Regions from separate parts of the Homo sapiens genome. Here region 2 is linked to region 1. The links are chromatin loops, found by intact Hi-C in ENCODE. Cell type or tissue: GM12878. All regions are shown on one strand. Links, peaks and the distances in the headings refer to the core of each region. The heading gives the core; the rest is flanking DNA. Region 1 overlaps LOC101929727 (a long non-coding RNA gene). Region 2 overlaps LOC101929727 (a long non-coding RNA gene).

Region 1 (9,173 bases), core at 2,427-6,426:
GCCAGCATGTACATCACTCAGATTCTCCCTTTAAGAGAACCTGCTGTGAGAAAGGTAGCTGGCTGCTGGTGTCAGCTGCTATCAGAGCACAAAAGCTGGGCCATTTTCTTCCTCTAACAGTCAATCTTTGCTCTGGGGATCTGCAGTGGCCAGGCTGAGGTCATCTCAAATTTGAATCGTTGTCTTTGGTCTTCATAGCCAGTCCTCCTTCCCTCCTTCTTTGTCTCCCAGTGCAGGTGTCAGACCTGTGTCACTGTCTGAAAGCTGTCCCTGCCTACTCCTGTTCCCTGTACCCTTTATCTTTCATAGGCATTTTCCTTCTAATTTGGTCTTTGTGTCTGTTTTGCAGAGGACCCAAATTAATACACCATAAATTCTAGTTTTAGTGAATTACAAATCTCCCAGGGTGAAGACTCTAGCATCTTGTCAGATGTTTGAGCTCACATTGCTGCAAACCCAGGAAGCAATATATAAGAGATGCTATAAAGCAAAAGGAGGCTGGGCACAGTGGCTCACATCTGCAATCACAGCACTTTGGGAGGCTCAGTCAGGAGGATTGCTTGATCCCAGAGTTTGAGACCAGCCTGGGCAACATAGCGAGACCCCCTCTTCACCAAAGGGGAAAAAATTAGCTGAGTATGGTGGCGCAAATCTATAGTCCTTGCTACCCAGGAGGCTGAGGCAAGAGGATTGCTTGAGTCCAGGATTTCAAGGCGCAGTGAGCTACAATCACACCACTGTGCTCCAGCTTGGGCAACAGAGTGAGACCCTGTCTCTAGAAACAGAACAAAACAAACAACTACCCCCTGTCAAGGAGTGGTTGGACTCCTGGATGAAAATACCACCAATACATACTTTAAGTCTAACCAGGAGAACACAAAACCTACAAATTGAGCACATCTGAACAATAAAGTCAGACCTTCCCATTTTGAGTTAGGGTGCATTTTTAAAAAGATGGCCAATGGCAGAAAGGCTCAGAAAGGAGGAAGAAGTGAGGAATAGAGAATTTGGATGTGGAAGTTGAGAAGTCATGTGATTCAGTGTCTTCTTAAAGGTCTCAGAGGCCACAGAAGGGAAGAGAGCCTGCCATGGCTGTGCTGTTCCCAGAGAAATTTTGATTTTAAATATCTTGGTAAGAAAATTAAATTCTACAGCCTTATAGGGGAGAAACGTTGGTGTAAGATTTTTTCATAAACAGAAAGGTTCTGTGAATTTTGGCAGTGCTCAAAGAAGGTATTCGAGACAACACTTGGTTTTATTTTACGCTTTTCAAAGATTTTGAACTGCATATGGATTCTTCTATTAAATAATCACTAATTGGATCTCTTTTCAGACCTACCATAGTTCAGGGTTGCGTTATTTCAATATGCAAGCTCACCCTCTGAAGGCTTCTCAATGGTGGCGCTATTGGCATTTTGGGTGGACTATCTTGTGTTAGGCAGGATAGTCCCATACCTCTCAAGACCATTTAGCATCCCTGGCCTGTGTCCATTAAATGTCACTTGTGTTCCCCACTTCCCAGTCATTGAAAAAACTTGAAAGCTCTCCATATATTTCCCGATGCCCTCCTCACCTTCAAAGATGTGCTACCATGCCAGATTGGTGAAAAACAAATGAACAGACAATTCCCAATGATTAGACATGGCCAAACCATGCAATAGGACCATGTGGGAGGTGGCTGTGGGGGGGTTGATTCCATGGCCCCTGCATGCTGTATATCTCTCTCACTAGAATGACAGTTTCAAAAATGAATCAGGATGGCTTAAGCGAAAGAAGAACTTATTGATTCCTACAGGCAGACAGGCCAGGGCTGAATTCAGAGCTCAAATGATGCCATCAGGTCTCAGTTTATCTCCATCTCTTGGCTCTCCCATCCTCTGTGTTAACTTTATTCTTGACCTTCCTATGGGGACCCTGGCAGCTCTAGACTTGCCCCACAGAGTGGCATGGCTACCAGCAGCTTTGGCTCAGATCTTTTGCTTCAAGTCCAGTGGGAAACTCTTGCAATGTTCTGAGTCCCAGTCTGACAGAATGAATTTATTTCAAGTTTATTTTACCTCTGAACCAGTTGGTGTGGCCAATACAACATGAAGCACTGACTAACTCAGGCTTAGGGGTTCTGACCACTCCAGCACATGGTGGCTTGCCCCACCCCAGGCCACACGGACTGAGGGTAGTGAAAGGAAGCCTACTCAAATAAAACCTCTGGAAAGAAAGGCTGTTAAGCCCTGATGTTAGGGGGACAATCAACAAATGTTCACTAGAGTCAGAAAATTGCTGGAATCTATAATAAAGATCAGTGAAACTCAAAGAGACATATCCTCTTTGGGGAGAAAGCAATATAATGCAAAATGCAGGTGCATCAAATCTTTCAGACTTCTTTGGCCACTTTTAAACATATTTGACAACCATGAGATTGAATAAAATATTTTCATACACAGGGCCCTGGTTTGGCATTCACAGGGAGTGGATATGAACTGATACTTCTCTGAATCAAGGAGTATTTACAATGAGATTCCTGAGAATAGGTTGTCTATATGTAAATAGGGCTAGTATACTAAGCTGAGGTCCTATGCATGAAACTATTTTATTAGTCCTCCCTCCCTAATTTCATGTTTTTTCACTGCTTGCTTGATGCTTTGGCAGAAAAACCAAAGTGACAGCTATATTAGGCAGGTCTGAGCCGTCATTCTTACCCATCATCAAACTAGGGCCTGGCCTAACTGACTCCTGCTGAAACAGGAGGCTCTGGGTTTACAAGGTCTTGATCCATTATTTGGGTGACTGCCCCACAACAGGCCAAAGACAGAAGTCATGGATGTCTGAGGGGCATTTTAAAAAAGGGTTTCAGAATTGGGCAACAGGGGCCTGAGAAGTCTCCTTTATCCATGGCTTACACTGCTTTGAGGGGGCCTTAGAGGAATACAATGTGTTCCTTCTTTAACTTGTAGTGCTGCTCTTCTTTGGACTTGATTTATGTACACAACAATAGAAGGTTTTATTTGAATATAACTTCTATGACTATAGCACAGTTTGTTATTTTGTTTTATCATTATTATTATTTTTTGAGACAGAGTCTCGCTCTGTTGCCCAGGCTGGAGTGCAGTGGCAAGATCTTGTCTCATTATAACCTCCGCCTCCTGGGTTCAAGTGGTTCTCCTCTCTCAGCCTCCCGAGTAGCTGGGACTCCAGGCGTGCGTGACCACGCCCAGCTTATAGTGCAGTTTGAAATCCACTTGTCTAACCAAACCCTTCATATTTCTGACAAAGCCCTGAGAAGAAGAGTCATTTCTTTAAGCCAGCCGGGAACATGAGTCTTCTAAACTTTGAGGCCCTCTTTGACAAGAGGAGAGAGGAGTAAACGAAACAATGACACTTATTTCTACCTATAATCTCCGTTGATCGACCTTTGTACTCCACGGTGAGTCTTGCAGCTAAGAGACGCAAATTAGACCTATTTGCACTCCTAGTGCGGTCAAGTGCAGTCAAGATCTCCTTCTCCTTGAGCATCAGGTGGTGTCTCCTGGCTGCTCTCCACATCTTTTATTCTGAGGATTTAGCTGGCTTGCCTCAGTCTTCAGGCCAGGCACTCCAAAGGCAATTTAGGGGACAAGTCTTGCTTGTTAGATACTGGGTCCCTTCAGCCTCAGTTGCTGTCTTGTGCCTCAGGGGTTCCTAAACTCGAAGTGGTGGCCCAGAGTTTCCTTCAGGTGCTATGACACTGATTTGAGAAAGAAACCTAAGTTTCAGCTGCCCACTGTTTCCCTCTGTGAGCAACTTGAGTCTGGTTCCACTCAGGATCCTCTGAGAACTTAGCTCAATACTTGTCCAATAGTAAACACTCCATAATGTTTGCCTGTTTGAATCTATAATCAAAATCTCCAGTAGGAGAAGGCCCTTGTATTTCTGTTTCATTTTTTTTGCTAGTTGGTGGGAGAACACACTTTTCAAAATACTAATAGTTCACCACCGGACAAGAGATACATACAACCCCAACTTCCAAGTAAATGGAAAATACCTTTTCTGGGTACGTTTATTTGGAAAGGGTTTCTTCACTTGAAGAAAGAATTAACAAACCCCTGTTTGGGAGGATAAAACAAGAAATTCCTTTGGGATGTCTCAAGTTTCTAGAGAGCCAGGCTCTCGCAGGCTGAGGTGGCTTCCACACTGTTCATGAACTGCTCTTGGCGGGCTGGTGGCCTGTTTGATATTCTGAGGTCTAGCAAAGATTTAGCTCCAGGGGGTCATCAAGAGGTCATGGTCTTGATCATTTCCTCTGTTATTTATCTTTGGCTTGTGGTACTGGAGCCTGCCTTTGATACAGGGCATTTCTACCACAGCTGCACAGAATCAAGCATTTCAGTGATTTGGTTTGAGGTGAAGGAGGCTTGGCTTCTAATGCTGCGAAAATGTCACTGGGTACATCTGAGAATATCTAGCTCTGTCCTTCACTGATGAGCAAATTCATTTCTGGGGGTTTACCAGTGGCACTTCCCAGACTTGGGTCAGGAAAGGAATCCTCCTGGTGAGGACAGCAGTTTTCAGTTTGAGTAATTCCATTTTCAGTTCCTTCTGAGACATTTTTCTTGCTCTGAGCTGGAGATAAAAGCAGCATGTCTCAGGCCTCTAGGGTGGATCTCTACTTTTCAACACTGTTTATGACTCACCTGTGACTGCCCTCAGTGCAGCCAAGGGGACCATTTATGCTGAATTAGCCTTTGGATTTTTCTTCTTAGTGACAGCAAAACTTCCGTGACAGCAAACAAGTAAACCACAGGAACATCCCTGGTCTGCTCAGCACAGCAGGCTCTTGGGTTCTCAGAGAGCCTGGGAGGACTTTTCAGCTTGTCTTATGTGGGTTTGTTCACCCCGTCCGGTTTCATTTTTATTTAAAACAATTGGTATCTTTCATCTTGGTTGCCAAGTATGGGTTGCATATGGTTTTGACCTGATATGAAGGGCCCAAATCAAATACCCAGGACTTGGCCTGGAAAATTGGTTGTATAAGACCTGCTCTCTTGTTCCCCTAAAAAGCAGCCTAGCAAATGGAAGCAATGGGTCCCAGGAGTTCGTTTCTGTATGCGGCTCTAACTCTGCCACGAAGGCCAGGACAGATAGTGTGCAGTGCTCTGTCATGTCTACCAGAGAAAATGATGCAACATGTGCTGGAGACTTTACCATCTGTGCAAGAGTGCAGCCCTAGGCTCAATCCAAAAGAAAAAGGAAGTGGCATTATAGCAGGGATATTCCCAGTGAGTCAAATTCCCAGAACAGCCTGTCCCTCCTCAAGGTGGTCAGTGTGCCCCAGCATCTCACCTCCAGATTTGGACTAAAACAGAACTGTTGCGTGCAGGGGTTAGAGAGGACTAGAGCAGTGATGTATTTTATATATCATATTTTCTAGCAATGGTTTTCCATCTGAAACCCAGTTTACATTGTGGCCCAGGGCACAGAAACAGAAGCTTTATGAAACAAGTTACTGTTTCCATGTGTCAGCATTCTAATTTTCCTTTCCTTTTCCTGTTCTTTTTTCTGTTATTTTAATTTTTTAAAAAAGCTTCTTGACTCACTAAATTACTATAACAAACCACTTATGAGTCAAAGCCCATATTTTGAAAAACAACATTGCATTAGTGTATACAGGCAGCACCTTGGGAACATTTATAGAATATGGATTCTTGGGTCCCTCTCCAGGGATTCTAATTCAGTCATTCCTGGGCCCAAGAATCTACGTTTTATGTTAACCTGACCTAAATGTGACCATTATGAGGGCAGGAAACGGTTTTGATCCCTAACATATCCCAAGTGCTTTACATGAAGAACTTGGTACAGCACAGGCTCTTGGTCATTGGTGGTTGAATAAATAAATGAATGAAAAAGTATTGATCTTCAAATGATTCCATCCTTCAACCCCAGCCGTGCCTCCCTTTGCATCTATACTGTTGTCTTCGTTTTTTTAAGATAGATACTCAAATAGTCTCTAGACCTTTGAATTGCAAAATTGCTTTGAATCTCCAAGTTGGAAGCTGCCTTGAAAGTCTCTAATCTAGGGATTCTCAGGTGTAGAAACTTTGTCTCGCTGCTTTAGAATTCCTTGGGGAAGTTTAAGGCAAATACATATCCCTAGACCCCAGCCCTGGAGTTTCAATCCAGGTAGATAGGGTTCATGGCCCAGGAATCTGCATTCTATCCTCCCTCGGGTGATGCTGTGGCCCAGCCAGGGTTGGGATGCACTGTTCTTGTGACCTCTCCCCACTGTGGATCACTGTGGATGGTGGTCACCCAGCCTCTGCTGGAAACATTTTGGGCTGGCAGAAAGAAACTCCCAGAGGTCTGCTCCACATTGAAAAGCTCTGCTTATTGGAAATTTCTTACTGATATTAGCTTCAATCACTTTCCTACTGCTGCTAGTCTTGGTTCTGCCCTCTGGAGCACCTCAACACAAGGCCAATTGGCTGCCTGACTGCTCATTGTGAAAATACAGAAAAAATATAAAGAAAGAAATGAAAATTTTTTAAAATCCCACCACCTTGAAGACATTGAATATTTCTTTTGGTCTTAATATATGTACACACATAAATGCATGTTATACTCACTTGATGTTTTTTAGAAATGACAAGCATCCTGTATTCTTGACTTAGCATTACATATTGTGGGTTTTCTCTTAACATTATATCACAAAAAATATCCCAGATAGAAAAATTTGCTTTAAACCCACATTTTAAAATGACTGCATTAAATTCCACTGTTTTGATCTATTAGAATTTATTCAGCCATTTCCTGTTAGTGTTGATTTAGGTTATTTCCAGTTTTCCACTATCATAACTAATGCTTAAATAAACATATTGCAAATAAACCATCGTCTGCATCCTGGATTATTTCTTTAAGCCAGACTCCTAGATGAAATTTATTGAGTTAGAAAACATGCTTTAAAAAACACTTGATACATATTGCCACTTACTATGCGAACAGGATGTGAAAGTTTTCACTTGTACCAGTCATTTTAATCCCTGATTAGAATTTAGTCATTCAAAAAAAAATGCCAAATTGATAGGTTAAAAAATTACGTTTCATTATAGTTTTTAATTTGTATACTTTTTGTTTACTCATAAGGCAGAACACGATTTTAAATATAAACACACATACATAAACATACATATGTACACATTTTGATTACTCATGAGGCAAAACATGTTCATATATATTTGTGTGTGTGTATTTTTTCCCATTTGTTTTGGCATTTCCCTTAAACAGGATGTTAAAAGATAAAGAAATAGATTTAGTCTATTTTTCTGCTAGAGAGAGGGGCCTCACACTTCTTGTTGATTTGCAAATGCCCTTCTCCTCTTTGTAAGTATAAGAAATATCAACTTCTTTATTTATTGTGGTAAATATACATAACATAAAAGTGATGATTTTAACCACATTTAAATGTGCAGTTCTGTGGCATTAAGTACATTCACACTGTTGAGCACCCATAACCATCATCCATCTCCAGAACTTTTTACCTTCCCAAACTAAAACTCTGACCCACTAAACACTCACTCTCCATTGCCCTCTTCTCCCAGCCCTTGGCAACCACCATTCTATTTTCTGTCTCTGTGAAACTGACTGCTCTAGATTCCTCATATAAGTAGAATTATGTAATATTATTTTTTGTGATAGGCTTATTCCACTTTGCATAATGACTTTAAGCTTCATCCATATTGCAGCATGTCAGAATTTCCTTCCCTTTTAAGGCTAAACAATAGCCCATTGTATGTTTATACCACATTTTATTTATCTATTCATCTATCCATGGACACTGGGTTGCTTCCACCTTTTGGCTGTTGTGAATAAAGCCGCTGTGAACATTGGTGTACAAATGTTCGTTCAAGTCCCTACTTTCACTTCTTTTGGATAGATATCCAGATGTGGAACTGCAGATCATACAGCAATTCTATATTTCATTTCTAAAGAAATTGCCGTATCATTTTCCATAGTAGCTACATCATTTTACATTCCCACCGGCACTGCACAAGGGAATCCAATATCTCCACATCCTTGCCAACATTTATCTTCTGTTTTGCTTCTAAATAATAGCTATCCTAAAGGCTGTGAAGTGGTATCCTTAAAAAAAAAAATCAAATAAAACCTGACTGTGTGCTCCAATTTCCAGGAAGTCAGATGGGAAATCCAATCGCCATCATCCAGGGGCTCTTCGCACATCCTAGAATCACACCAGCACTTGGTACCTGAAAATCAAAGGAATATCCTTCAACCCCAGTGCCACCCAACACAATGGCCTCTGACACCTTGTCTACACTAATAGTGGTTCTTTGCTTTCACGGAACATATATAGACCTGGAATGGGGAGGGTTCTGGCTCTATAGGTGGTCTTGCTAACTTTTTGAGGAGCTGCCACCAAGCAGGACCCCCCATTTTACATTCTTTATCCTAACCTTGTCCCACTTATTTCAGTTATAAAAAATTCTATCAGTTGGCTTTAAAATACTCTTCATAATTGTTATCTTCTATTAATCTTCAAATTATTATTTAAAACATATAGAATATATAAAAAATTAACATATTCCTTTGAATGCAGGTCTCAGTTTTAATACATTTTAACATTTTGCCTTATAAAAACTCTTGCACAAGGGTAAAAAGAGAAATGTGCAAACATATTTATTGCAACAATGTTGCAACAGTAAAAATTTAGAGCAACCTGATGTCTATCAGTAGGGAAATGGACAAATAAATTGTGATATATTCATAAAATGGAAGAGTGTACAGTAGTAAAAATCAACGAAATATATCTATGTATATCGACATGGAAAAATACTAAAAATACAACCCTGGGGGAATAAAGTTCTAAATACATACAATATGCTGTAAAATTAAAAACGCACAGAACATTACCATAATTTATGGATACATACATATGGTATCAAAGTAGGAAAATATGGTGGTGTTACTACAATTAAAAAGACATGTAAGTTGGGCACAATGGCTCACATCTGTAATCCTAGCACTTTGGGAGGCTGAGGCAAGAAGATCACTTGACGGCAGGAGTTTGAGTCTTACTTGGGCAACATAGTAATACCTCATTAGAACAACAACAAAAAAATTAGCCTAATGTAGGGGTGTGTGCCTGTAGTCCCAGCTATTCGGGAGGCTGAGGCAGGAGGATCCCT
Region 2 (9,173 bases), core at 3,093-7,092, 130 kb before region 1:
ATTTTATTTTTCTAATCGTTTATTTTTATTGTGTTTTCCAAAAATAACAGTCTGTGACACATTGGAAATGAAAAAAGTGATTCCTTACCATAGATGATTTGAGAAGCACTGTATAAATGATTGCCTACATCTGTCTTCCTACTAAAATATAAGTTTCTCCAGGGCAGGAGCTGTATTTTTCATGTCTGTATTTCAGTCCCAAGCTTATGAGTAGGTGCTTCTTAATGATTTGTTGAATTGAATGAAAATATAAATGGGATTTCAGTCAACTGTAAGTAAATTATTTTCAGTTTTTGGAAAGCCCATTTGTATTTTTCAGCTTGAATTAGCTCTTGGATTCATACATTCATCCATGATGAAAGCAGTACTTGATTTTATTGTTCTAGTAATACTTTCAGACATCACAGTTGTAAGTCTGAGTTGCAATATTCTGTTCTTTTGTGACTGTGTACTTATTCACCTTATTAATGTCCTCATGAGTCTAAGAATTGAAGCCTTACTACCCTTATTCTTTTTCCATCACCCTCCAAATTCAGTATATTGGAACTTTTCCAGTTTTATATTTTTCTTAAAGTATAGAAGCAGGTCCTTTATAAGTTATTGCCTTTCACATAATGCCCATGGTTTTGCTGCCATTTTATTTACATATTCATTCACATATTCATTCACATATTCATTCATTCATTTACCACTTATTCCCAAACACTTATTAAGTACCTGTATGAGCTTGGCACTTTACTCGCACTGGAGATATAAAGAATAATAATATCCCTACCCTCAAGGAGTTTATAGTCTACTAGGGGAGTTAGGGATACAAATACAAAAATACAATAAGACATTACAGGTATTAGAATGGATATATACATGAGAAACAGAGAAGGCACAATATCCAGAGTAGTCAGTTCTCTGTTGTAGGCCAGGAGATGCTTCAGAGAACAGCTTCATGTTTCTTAAATTCAGGTGGAAATGTTAGTGACTATTTGCCAAGGAGACAGCATTGCTGGCAAAGAGCTGGCATAGGATGGCTGTTGAAAGAACTCCACCATCACCATCACCATCAACATCATGATAATCACAACTACCACAACCATGGCCACCACCATCATTATGGCCATCACCATCATTATAACCACCACTACCACTACTATCGCCATCACCATCACCATCATAATATGACCACCTCACCACCACCACTACAAAGACCATCATTATAACCACCACTACTACTACTATCACCATCATCACCATCATCGTATGACCACCTCACCGCCACTGTCACCAACACCAACGTTTACTAACATTCATCAGTTGCTTCGTATGCTTAGGCATAGTGCTGAGGAAGGACCTCATTTGGATTATCTCACGTAATCTTGCAACCTATGAAGCAGGCACTCTTAGCATTCCCAATTTATAAGTGAAGAAACAGAGGGATGGCATGGTTAAATAATTGGCGCCACTTCATGCATCTAACAAGTGACAGGATTCAAACTCAGGTTTGCTTGATTTCAACTAAGCTTTTAAGTGGGTCTCTTGCAAGTCTGAAACATTTAGCCTGATGTTTAACTTTATCATTTTGATAGGTATTTTACTGCCCAGAAGCTCTTTGTGTTATTGGCAGGCATTTTAGGATTTGATTTTTTAAGTCATCTATTCAAATGTTAAACAAGATTATTCAAAGAACAAATCTCTGGGGAACCCCAAAGTGAGCAATTTTTGACACAGTGAAGTATATGATTATCCCAATCTGTTGTGTCCTGTTTTAAAATACATTTCAAAGCCTTGAGATAGTCAGTTCTCTGATGCTATGTGACCCAATGTGGCCACAGGTATGAAATCTTATCACGGTTTTTTGAAAGTCTGAAATATTGTACATTACTAGTTATGCCTTATTCACATCCTCACTTATAGCAAACATTAATCAGGGGGTAGAGATGAGGATTGTGTTCTTCAATGATTAGTAAGTACCAAAAACTACGCTCAGCACAATCTACATTATTTTGATTTTCTCAGCCAAAATCTCCATTTTTCAGATGAAAATACTGAGACCCAGACTGATGAGGTACCTTGCTGTAGGTCCTGCTATTAGTAAGTATAGAAGCCGGGACTTGATCACTGCTCGAGATCTCTGCAGAGCCTGCAATTTTATACCACGACTCAGAAATGGGAGTAAAAATAGAAAATAGGGAATTTAGGGAAAATGTCAACTTCCCAAATGGCTCTATCTTTCAGAAGTGCTTACTTTATTTGGGCCTAATTTTCAAAAGCCTGTAGAAACAAGGCAGAGAAAATACACAGAATCATTGCCTGTGCTCATGAGTCTCTGAGCTACTTGGGGTGTGCTGGCTACCATCCCTATGGTTTCATAATGCACTTTCCCTCTCTCACCCCACATTCAGACACTGCTCCAAACAAGACAACCTGTCTGTTTTCCTGCCACAAATGGGTAAAGTTGTCGACTTACTCTATCTTGACAATTATTGTTTTGAAAGAAACTTCTAAAAGTTTAATCACAGAGAATGCTTAGTCACTGGATACAATTTCAAAGAGAATTTGGAAACAAAATAAATAGTCTTGCCTTTTCTACCCCATAAGGTGTTGTGGGGCCCAATAGGATACGTTAATTTTTGAAAATGATATGCCTTTATTCAAATAAATGTAGGAGGTGTTACCGGGTCTTGACTTTTGTACCTTATAAGCAAGGCCATCTTGCTGCAGTTGCTCTGAAAGAAGATAAATGAAGTTCAGCCAGAGATGCTGCAGGAGAGGAATGTATGGTGGGTGTGTTATTGATGAGATATGATGGTTTTCTAGTTCTGTGACCTATAATTTTCTTATAACTCTGTGCCTCAGTTTCTCTATTTGAAAGATGGAGATATTAATAGAAACTGTCCCTAGGGTTACTGAAACTATTAAGTATGCTAATACGTATAAAGGGCTTCACACAGGAACTACCTCAGAGCTGCCACAGCAGAAATGTTAGCTCTTTTATTGTTATTCTCCATCACTGCCTTGATCCACCTGCCTGAAAATCTCATCTACCCAGAACAGTGAGCCTCAAGTTGTCAACTGCCCTTTAGCACAACTTCTGATAGAAGGCTAGAAGGCTAGAAGGCTGCCTGGTTGCTGACCAAGGATTTTCTTTTGCCTCTTAAAATGCTATCATTTTCTCTGTGTAAACCATAAACACATTAACAGAAAACAGGGCCTCGTTCACTAGGCTGCCATGAGCCTAGCTCCCAGCAGCAGCAGTTCCTGATATAACAAAGTGGTTTCACCTTACTTAGGTAGAAAAGATTATGTTGATTTCCTAAGTAGAAAACTCCAAAATATTGGCCAGAGTGCTATTCCTCTCATCACTTATGTCTTCAGGTCTTTCTGAGGGAGAAAAAAAAAAAAAAAAAAACTTGAAAAGAAAAAAACTCAATGTTTCTTTTTCCGCCAGATTGCTTCTTTAATTGGTGGGTCTGAGTGTGGCCCCATTTACCCAGTGGCTGTGCTAAGGTTTAACGACTAGACCAGTGGTTTGCACTAGCACTTGTCCTAGTTATTTGACACTTTTTGCTGTAGGTCAAAGTGAGTAGACATTCTGGTTTTGCAGGGACTGTCCCCAGTGAATTGGCTCAAAGTGTTTCTTTTTAGCCACTTTATGATGTACTGTGGCCCTTTAATTCCCACCTAGCCCCACTCAGACTGCAGACATGAAGTGATTGCTTTTATAAAATGTTAATTGGAAGGATTAAACAATCATCTGCTTTTTTCCTTTCTTTTTTTTTTTTATATGGAGGCTGAAATAAAAACCGAGGAGGTACAGGGTTGCTGGTAATTGCAACCTAAAAAGGCTGGGGATTCTGAAAAACCATACTACAACATAATTTCTATAGGAGGAGGGGGCACAGCTTTGGTCAAGCCTGTTTGGAGAAGCAAGAGAGTGACTTATTAGAGCATGTTGAAAGTTAAGAACCTGGGGAAACAAACTACCAAGCCAGTGTTAAAAAGGAAGTTAACCCGATGAAGGCACTCAAAGCAGGGCAAAGAAAGTGGCTAGTGGAATATAAAGTTCCAGCCTTGACCCTTACTACATAGTTTTAAATAAACACCATGAATACACCTTTGTTGATAATTATTTTCCATTTGACTTCCTACATTTTGAATGTAATATTAGCCAATGGAATACTAGTATTCTAGGGTTAGAAGAATCATTGGAAGCCATCTAGTCCTACTCCCTGTTGAGAATATTTTGAGGGCATTTGTGTAGGCCAGGCTGTAGCTGTATCTCATCCATGTTTGTTATAATGAGATCTGGGAATTTACACTGGAAACTCTTTGTTCATTTGCAAAATTTAAATTGTTCTTGATTAGGTTGCTTCCCAGAGCACTTTTATATAATTAGAATAAAATAAATTGTGGTGGGGAAAGGTGCTTATACATCATCATTGGATTACCCATCTGCCTTTGAGATGTGGCTGTGTAAATGGTTCAGCTGTGGGCCACTTGCCATGTTGGAAACTGGTGTATTGTAGTGTGTGGGGGGTGGGTGGGGGTAGGTGCCTGGCTTAGTTTAGATATTCATGATCAGTAGAAGTTCACAAAATGTGGAATTAACTGGTAATCATTGTGTAACTTGTGATACGCTTTCTTGGGCTGGACTTCTGGGATTTCATATGGCAGGAAGAAAGAATCACAGCCTAATAACAGTAACAATAATATTCTTATATGGCAGCAAATTTTACTGAGTGCATACTGTTCTCTCTATATGTGTGTGTATGTGTGTATGTATGTGTGTGTATGCATATACACACACACATATATACATATACTGTGTATAAATATATGCATATAATTACGCATTTAATCCTTTATGACATTTCATCTTTATAACATCCTTTAAGGTAGAAACTATTATTATTCTCATTTTACAGATGAGAAAATTGAGGTATGGAAAGATTAAATGATTGGACAAGGTTATTCAAGCCCAAGTTAGATGGGGTCATATTTTAAAAATGTAGTAAAGCCTCCATTCACAAGTAGATGAACTTGGACCACAAGGAGATAATGTGGTTTTCTCAATAGCAGAGGTGAAACTGGAACACAGATCTACTCCTTGTCAGCTTCACTTTCATATGTCACTCCCTCCACTCTCTGCTGGCTAAGTGTTAAGCAAGGTGATTTCTAAGATCTTTCAGTCTCTAAGCTGATATATTTCTGAGTCGAGCAAACATGAAATTTAAGTGTTGTCCTGGAAAATCCCCCTCTACTTAAACCTTTTCCTTTCAGGGGATAGGCGTGTCTTTCCAGAAATAGAGTTCAACAGCATCAAGCTACCATCATCCAATGGAAGTGATAGGAAAAAAATTACCTAGATGACTCATTTATCTTGTGAACCATGGACTCATAAAGAAGAAAACACATAGCAGGAACATACATATGTTATTACATGCTGAGATAGTAAGGTTAAAGAAAGTTAGAGAAGGTAAGTTTACAACAGAATGGAATAAACTATGCAGATAAGCTGGAAGTACTATAGAATTCTCCAACCATCTCTCCTTCAGTGCTAGGAGTCTGATAATTACATCAAAACCAGAATTATTTGCATGCCCAGACATCTTCATGGAGACTGCCCTGTTTGTCTTTTGTTAGTCTAGCTCAGTGGTCCTTACACTTAAACATGCCTAAAAATTATTGTATAGGGCTGTATATACACAGGATAATGTATGCTGTCATGTGTGGATAAAATAGGGGGCTTTGTGAAGGGTATTTTTGACTATATGAAATTTTCCCCTGTAAGTGCAGGCTTTAAAACCTAACAATTGGAGGAGATGTATGCCCACTTTAAATCTACATGTCAAACTTATTGGCTTGTGAATTCAGTAAAATTAATAGCAACAGGAATAGCAATCATTACCATGGAGAATCATTTAGTGGGGTATTTTGCTGTTGCATAGACGTCATCAGAGAGGACATAGGAATCTTAATAGCATCTGTCAGAGAATTCAAAGGTATTAGATTTAGGGCTTTAAAAGTTTATGATTTTCTATCCAGTCAACTGACCCAAATATTATCCTCAAACACTCTTGGATCATTGAACATATGTTACATCTTTCATGAAGACTTCTTTGACTTAATTGCTTCTTTTGTTTGTTCGTTTGTTTGTTTGTTTTGTGAGACAGAGTCTTGCTTTGTCACCCAGGCTGGAGTGCAGTGGCATGATCTCAGCTCACTGCAATCTCCGCCTCCCAGTTCAAGCGATTCTCGTGTCTCAGCCACCCCAGTAGCTGGAATTACAGGCATGCACCACCATGCCTGGCTAATTTTTGTATTTTTAGTAGAGATAGAGTTTTGCCATGTTGGCCAGGCTGGTCTCAAACTCCTGGCCTCAAGTGATTCGCCTACCTCAGCCTCCTAAACTACTGGCGTTACAGGCATGAGCTTCTGTGCCCAGCCTTAATTGCTTCTTTAGTGCTGCCCCTGCACTTAACACAGAAATCTGTAGAAGTGATTATTCTCATTGTATGTTAAGGGCTTATTTGTGGATGACTATCTTCTCAAGTATCTTCCAAGGTAGAACATGTGCCTTTTTAGTGTTATTACCTCAATTTTTAGTAGAGATGGCCAACTCGCATCATTTGCTCAATAATTATTTATTGATTGACTCGATTAATCCGAGTCACTATAGCATTCTACTTTCTGAGGAATGGGAGGACTACAATCAGGGCCTAAGCTTTTAGCATACACTCAGTTTGCATTGTGCTAAATTTTCTGTTAAAAAGATAACATCTGCCTGCCCCAATAGGAGCTGGAGATTTCAGGCATCCTGCTTTGACCAGTTGGTTTATACCTGAAAGGTCTCTCTGTAGAGCTTTGGCAAGAAAACCTGTTACTAAGAAGAGGTTACAATTTCTTTCTCTAATGTGAGTTGACATTAGGGTCTGATTTGGGCCAGGGTCTGCCTCTGGCCTATAGATCTCCCAGAAAGAACCCATGCATATTTTGTCCCTAAAGACTGAATTACCATCTCTTTCTCCCTGCAGAGCTAAGGGGGCATTCTGGGATGCAGGTGGTGCTCAGGAATTTTCAGCTTTTCTTGAGGATCTGAAATTGCAGTAGTATCCTTTAGGTTGCAGTGGGTAGGCAGATATCTTTACCTGTTGGCTCTGAAAAGCCAGATCATCTATCTGATGAATGACCTAAAGTCCCTTCTTTCATATATTCCCTTTTTAACATGGTGACACTTTTCTGGCTTAGAGAATAAATGAAAAAAAAAAAAACACAAAAGAAAATAAACAAAACCCAGGAATTCAGCAATGGAAGAGATCTTGGTGATTATAGGGTCTGGTAACTTTTTTCTTTTCTTTAACTTTTCAAAAATTGTAAAATATAACATACATACAGAAAAGTATATAAAACAGATACACAATAATGTGAATAATTATAAAGCCAACACCTATGTTTCACACTGAGGTTAAGAAATAGAATGCTGCCAGCATTTTAGAAGCTTCCTGTGTTTCCTTCAGGATGACAGCTTTCTCCCTTGACCCTGGAGGGAATCACCATCCTCAATTCAATACAATACAATTCAATACAATCATCTCTTTGATCTTCTATGTAATTTGACTATCAAATTGGCATCTCTAACATTTTCTTTATGTAAATAGGATCAAATTACATACGTTGTTTTTTCATCAATATATTTGTAAGATTCACTCATGTTATTGTGTGTGGCTGTCATTTGCTTTCATTTCTCTTTAGCTTTCCAGTTGGTAATGTACCACAATTTATATCTGCAGTTGTCTCTTTTTTGGTTATTTCAGCCTGCTGTGTAGAACATTCTTTACACTCATCCTGGTGTACATGTGTGCAAGTTTCTGTAGTCTAGGGCATAGACCCAAGGTGGACACGTTTATATTATCAAACTGTTCTCCAAAGTAAGTGTATCAGTTTTTACTCTAATCACATTCTGGGCAACACTTGGTTTTGGCAGACCTTTTAATCTTTTGCCATTCTTATGAATGTGTATGGTAGTGGTATTGGTATTCTGTGGTTTTGACTTTCATTTCCTTAATTATTAATGAGGTTGAGCACTTTTCCATATGTTTATTGACCATTTGGACTTAGTAACTGTGAAGCGTCTGTTTACGACTTTTTGCCCATTTGTATTTGGTTTTCTGTCTTTTAAAATTTGATTTTTAGATATTCTTTACCGATTCTGGGATTGTATGCTTTTCAGATAATTTCTATAATTCTGTAGCTTGGTCATTTCACTTGCAATGTGGTGTCTTATGGTAAACTGAAATTCTTAATTTTAATGCAGTCAAATGTATCAGTCTTTTTCAATATGAATATTACTTTATGCATCTTGTTCAAAAAATTATCCTCTACCCCAAGATCATGAAGACCTACTGTATTTTTTTCTAAAAGCTTTATAGTTTTGTCTTTCACATTTGGCTCCATAATCCCCCTGGAGTTGACTTTTACATACAGTTTGAGCTAGGAATTCATTGGCATTTTTCTTTTTCCATTATAATTTATTAAAAAACCCTCTTTCCCCCATTAATTTGCAGTGCCACTTCTCATAAACTAAATCCATATATGTATGTTTCTGTTTTTGAGTTCTACGGTTTTATTTATCTACCCTTGAGCCAATACCACAACGTCTGTTACTGTATCTTTAAAATAAGTTTTGGTATCTGGTATACATAATTCTCCCACCTTGATTTTCTTCTTCAAGATTGTCTTAAAGAAGATACTTATTTTCCTTTTGCACTTCCATAGAAATTTTAGAATCAGCCTGTCAAAATCCTCAACAACCTATTGAGTTTTGACTGGAATTACAATGACTTTTAAAACAATGGTGAATTGACATTTTTGTAACACTAAGTTTCCCCATCCATGAACATGGAATAGCTCTCTTCTTTAATGACTGTTAATAAGGATTTCCAGTTTTCTTCATAGTAGTCTCACATATCTTTTGCTAGATTTATTCCAAGGAACTTGATATTTTTGATGCTGTACTAAATAATGTGATTTAAAAATGTTATTTTCTAGATTTTTATCAAAGGACTATAATAATACAGTTGATTTCTATATATTGAGTTTGTATCCAACAAATATGCCAAACCCTGTTATCAATTTTAATAATTTAAATATAGTTTCTAAGGGGTTTTCTACATTAAAAA

The links. A loop is a pair of places that touch in the nucleus more often than their neighbours do. Peaks named below come from ENCODE experiments on the same cell type or tissue, not always from the same donor. Only the 100,000 strongest peaks of a DNase experiment are listed, where the experiment ranks them.
Region 2: it touches region 1 in a loop (5-fold over the local background); 1 of 110 quality-filtered maps calls a loop at or near these places.

The regions. Positions count from the first base shown.
Region 1 is chr10:88,266,799-88,275,971 of GRCh38, forward strand. The region is part of intron 1 of LOC101929727 (a long non-coding RNA gene); the gene reads left to right. It also overlaps a transcript of RNLS not described here. Among named protein-coding and RNA genes, the nearest start is that of RNLS, 310 kb to the right of the region's middle. RefSeq lists an enhancer at 4,803-4,852. In GM12878, for the core only: no CTCF peak of the experiment used is centred there; a DNase peak (open chromatin) is centred at 4,593; H3K4me3 peaks cover 441 bases; H3K27ac peaks cover 2,978 bases.
Region 2 is chr10:88,133,381-88,142,553 of GRCh38, forward strand. The region is part of intron 1 of LOC101929727 (a long non-coding RNA gene); the gene reads left to right. Among named protein-coding and RNA genes, the nearest start is that of PTEN, 270 kb to the left of the region's middle. In GM12878, for the core only: no CTCF peak of the experiment used is centred there; a DNase peak (open chromatin) is centred at 5,121; H3K27ac peaks cover 617 bases.